2 separate regions of the Homo sapiens genome follow, and region 2 is linked to region 1. Evidence: chromatin loops called from intact Hi-C (ENCODE). Cell type or tissue: Caco-2. All regions are shown on one strand.

Region 1 (2,500 bases):
CCAGAAGCTGGACATCAATATATTCTCCTAACTCTTCAGACTCCGCAAACTCCCACTCAAGCCCCTCCATGAGTCCTCAAGCCTGTCCCTTTCCTAACTTGCCACAGCCCAGACTTGCCTCCCTCTGTCCCACTGTTACATGGACCTGCTTACAGCTCCCTGGCCCTGCCAAATGGGGTGTGGGGGTGGGACAGTGTCACACAGTTCTCTCTCCTTGGAACATTCCCCAACAAACCTGGTCTTTCCAGCTCACCTTTTCACCTGTTCTCATTGCCTTTCCTGGAAGCCAGATGACCCTCCGATCCCATGCACCCTCTCCTGCTGCTGTCCCTGTCTTCACTGTAACTTGTTCATTTACACGCCTGCCCAGTTCAAGTGCCAACTTGATCTTATTTTGTTCCCACAACCCCACGGGTTAGGAACTATCATCGTCCCTGTTTCAAGGAGGAGAAAACTGAGGCAAGGACAGGGAAGTGACATGATCAAGACAGTTAATAAATGACATAACCAGGATTTGAACCCAGGCCATCTGACTGCAAAGCCCACGGCCTGGAATTTCAGGAAGACAATAGAAAGCTAGAAAAGGAAAAAATGAAGTCAGTGGGAAGGAAGTGAGGATGTAAGTTGGTTAGTTAAGGAGGAAGAAAATTAGGCAGCTGAGAAAGCAGATAGTTGGGAGGGAAGGAAGGAAAGGAAGGAGGGAGAAGGGAAAGAAGTCGCCAAGGAAGAAAGGAAGGAAAGAAAGTAAACAGGTACTAGGAAAGATGTTAGCTAGGTAACTAGTCAATCTGGAGACCAATAGGCGAGCAGGCAGGTATCCTGCTCACAGGTGAGCCTCTCACCTGAAAACTCCAGGTTCCTGCTCAGGTCCTGGGGAGCAGCCCCATGCACGGCTCTGCCCTCTTCTCTCTCTTCATGGTCCTTCTGACTGGAGGCACAATCCTGACTTGTCAAGCAACCTTCCCAGTCAGGAATGACCTGTCACCCACTCGCTCCTGGCTCCCAAACCGGCTCAAGTTCAACCTCCCAGCCCTGCCTGCTGGAAGCTGGCTTCGGGGCCTTCCAGTTACTAATTAACCACTGGACCTGAATTACCAAGCTGGCTGCACACACTGGCTCCTGGATGGGCCCTGCCTGGGGGACTCTCTGAATTTTTTAAAGCACAACTTGTTATGTGACCATGGGCAACTGACTTCAGCTCCCTGAGCCTCATGTGAATTGGTGACGGATGGTGTGTCCTGCTGGAGGGACGGTTTCTGAAGTCCCTTTCAACACTGGAACTGCCGCACTCTCTCAAGGTCCAGCTTAAGTGCTGACTCCTACACAGCCTTCCCTGATTCCCTCCGCTGAGTCATCTTCCCTTTCGCTTGGAACCTAGTGAACCAGCAACTGAAAGGTTGGTCTCACACAACACCCTCCTCCACCCCTTCCCTAATGGGGGCCACCAGCCCCTATGTTCAGTCATTTCATGGAAACTTCCAGGACTGGGCAGCTCATTTCCCCCTGAGCCAGCCTCTGGCAATTTCTTGTGTTAAGCCGAAGACTGCCACCCACAGCCTACCCGACCAAGCACTGCCCTGGCACCGTTCTGGGAGAATCACAGCTGAGTTGAAACCTATGCCCCACTCTGCCCTTCAGAGATTTGAGGCTCAGGAACCAGAGATGAGTTCACCCTGGAGAACAGGGAAGGCTTTCTCGGGGGTTGACCCAAAGCTTCCCAGGCCCTGGGTTCTTTTTTTTTTTTCTTTGAGACAGAGTCTCGCTCTGTCACCCAGGCTGGAGTGCAGTGGCGTGATCTCAGCTCACTGCAAGCTCCGCCTCCCAGGTTCACGCCATTCTCCGGCCTCAACCTCCCGAGTAGCTGGGACTACAGGCGCCCACCACCACGCCCAGCTAATTTTTGTATTTTTAGTAGAGATGGGGTTTCACTGCATTAGCCAGGACGGTATCGATCTCCTGACCTTGTGATCTGCCCGCCTCGGCCTCCCAAAGTGCTGGGATTACAGGCGTGAGCCACCGCGCCTGGCCGGCCCTGGGTTCTAACTCAGGGCACAGGCAGGGCCTGGACCCCTGGACAGGTAAGGAAAGCTCTGCCCAGTGACCCCTCCTGAGCAGGCTGACTTTCACACTGCTTCCTCCATTGCCTTTCCATTAAAATGTCAACAACTTTCTGGTAATTCTGGTGCCTTAAACACCGGCTGCTCTGCTGTGCTCCGGAGGAGCCCTGCATGGCCACACACCCCACCTCCACCAACACACATAGCAGCATGTGTCTGGCCCTGGTCCAGATAGGGGAGGTAGCTGGCCCAAGTGCACAGAGCAAATCAGGGCAGCGCACAAGGTCCTGCCCTTTCCAGAGCTCCTGCTGCTGCTGCTGCTGTGCCACCAAGCTCCCTCTCCTCTGCTCTTCCAGAGCTGCTTAAAAAACCCCCAAACACGCCACATACTGGTATTGGTTGCATAAAGTGTATCAAATAATTCCAACTTACAGAAGAATGTC
Region 2 (2,500 bases), 130 kb before region 1:
GCCAAGATCACACCCTGCAACTCCAGCCTGGGCATCAGAGCAAAACTCTGTCTCAAAAAAAACAGCCTGCAAATGTAATACTATAGGATTTTAATTGTTAATTTCTAGAAAAGTCAAAATTATAGAGACAGAAAACAGATCACAGTGCAAGGAGCTAAGGGCCGAAAAAAGGCTAAGAAAAGGAGCACGAGGGAATTCTGGGGTGATGGGACTGTTGTATACCTTGACTGTGACAGTGGTTACATGGCTGTATGCTTTGTCATAACTCAAAACTGTTTATTAGAGTACGTAAATTACAACTCAATACATTTTTTAATTTTTTTTAATTAAAAAGATAGAGACAAGGTTTCACCATGTTGCCTGAACTGGCCTCCAACTCCTGGGCTTGAGCAATCCGCCCGCTTCAGCCTCTCAACTTGCTGGGATTACAGGTGTGAACCAACGCACCCAGCCACCTCTGATTTTTTTATTGCAAACATGCTTTCAGTTTTAAAAAATTAAAATGAGCAACAGGTAAGAAGGTGGCCACCAGCAAGGAGAGATGGAGGCTGAGGATCTCCTTAACTAATTCACAGTTTTATATAATCAGCTTGCTCTGCTATCCTTCATCTGCAGGCAGACAAGTGCCAGTTATGTGCAGAAGTCTCACAAGGCCCCAGAAGCACAGAGCCCACTTTTAGACTCTGTGGCAGAAACTGACCAATAGCTGTGGACAAGGTGTTCAATGAGATGGTGTCAGATGAATGTGAAATCAAACCAAGCCAAAGGCTGAGCAGCTGTCTCACCTGGCCTTCCGTGGGCTGGGCACTCTGGAGGCCGTCCTTGTCCTCGAGCTCCAGCAGCAAGTACACTGGGGGCTTGCAGTCTTTGGACTCGCTCAAGAAGCCTCCTGTGTCCACCTTCCTTTTGATGGTAGAGTTCCAGTGATTCTTCACAGCATTGTCTGTCCTGCAGGGGGCAGCAGGGGGCCTTTGAACCCCAGCTCTGTGGGTGGGGTGCCATCAGGCACATCACTAACCTCCCTAAGCCAAGTTCCTGCTCCTGTAAATGAATCTTCCACTAGATGAACTCTAAGGTCTCTTTCAGTTCCAAGATGAAGTCTCACAAGTCTCTAGCCCTAATAATTTACAGAGCATTTCCACGAAGCTCTGTGAAATAAGCAACTGAATCATTCAGGCTATGGCAAAAATTATAAAATGGCACCAGCTACTGTCAGGTTCAGGTAAAAAACAAAATTTTTTTTAATTAAAAAAAAAAAAAAATTGCCGAGTGCGGTGGCTCACCACACCTGTGATCCCAGCACTCTGGGCGGCCTAGGCGAGCAGATCACCTGAGATCGGGAGTTCGAGACCAGCCTGACCAACACAGAGAAACCCTGTCTCTACTAAAAATACAAAATTAGCCAGGCATGGTGGCACATGCCTGTAATCCCAGCTACTTGGGAGTCTGAGGAAGGAGAATCGCTTGAACCCAGGAGGTAGAGGTTGTGGTTAGCCAAGATGATGCCATTGCACTCCAGCCTGGGAACAAAAGTAAAATTCCACCTCAAAAAAAAAAAAAATGTATATATAAGACCAGGAACAGTGGCTCACGCCTGTAATCCTGGCACTTTGGGAGGTGCTGGGCGTGATGCCAGGCACCTGTAATCCCAGCTACTTGGGAGTCTGAGGCATGAGAATCGCTTAAACCCGGGAGGTGGAGGTTGTGATGAGCCGAGATTGCGCCACTGCACTACAGCCTGGGCAACAGAGTGAGACTCCATCTCAAAAATAAATAAAAATGAAAAAAAAAATTTTAAATTTTTTAAAAATTATAAAACTGAAGATATGTGCTTGGAACTCTCACCCCCTTCCCTGCCCACTTCGAATGTGTAGAAGCCATAAGCAACACTGTCTGCTCATTTCCACTGAGTCTCACGCTGACCTCAGATGCAAGGCCTGTTCACCTCCCACAGACTGATAAGTGGCCAAAGAGGGCAGAAGGCCCAGAACTGTTCACCTCCCTAAGCCTTGGTTTCTTTATCTGGAAGGTCAGAAGACTACGTCATACTCCATCACTCACTGAAGATTCAGGGAGGAGACACATCTACAGTAGAACAGTAGCATAAAGCACAGAGTAGAGTAGCAGAGAAACATGTAGTAATAAAGGCATAGAGTAATACAGAAGGACGGGATAGTACCACAAAAGTGTATAGAAGTATAGTGGTGAGAAGCAAGCGGCAGGTCAGGCGCGGTGGCTCACGCCTGTAATCCCAGCACTTTGGGAGGCTGAGGCAGGTGGATCACCTGAGGTCAGGAGTTCAAGACCAGCCTGGCCAACATAGTGAAACCCCATCTCTACTAAAAATACAAAGGTACTGTGCTGACACATAGTAGTCACCACCTTCTTTGGAGTGCCAAGCAGAATACTCTTTCCTTGAAAAGTGAACAGAGAGTAACAGCTTAACTGAGCACCCAGTCTAAGAGAATATCCTCGGATCATTTGCACTCTAAGCCTTCAG

What was found. Hi-C counts contacts between places; a loop is a spot of excess contacts. Peaks named below come from ENCODE experiments on the same cell type or tissue, not always from the same donor. Only the 100,000 strongest peaks of a DNase experiment are listed, where the experiment ranks them.
Region 2: it touches region 1 in a loop (2.7-fold over the local background); 6 of 110 quality-filtered maps call a loop at or near these places.

What each region holds. Positions count from the first base shown.
Region 1 is chr20:43,557,502-43,560,001 of GRCh38, reverse strand. It overlaps SGK2 (serum/glucocorticoid regulated kinase 2), which reads right to left and starts at 975. Exons shown (of 13, transcript NM_170693.3): 1 at 843-975. In Caco-2, no CTCF peak of the experiment used is centred here; a DNase peak (open chromatin) is centred at 1,031.
Region 2 is chr20:43,690,605-43,693,104 of GRCh38, reverse strand. It overlaps MYBL2 (MYB proto-oncogene like 2), which reads right to left. Exons shown (of 14, transcript NM_002466.4): 6 at 786-948. Among named protein-coding and RNA genes, the nearest start is that of MYBL2, 25 kb to the right of the region's middle. In Caco-2, a CTCF peak has its summit at 977 (motif pointing right); a DNase peak (open chromatin) is centred at 954.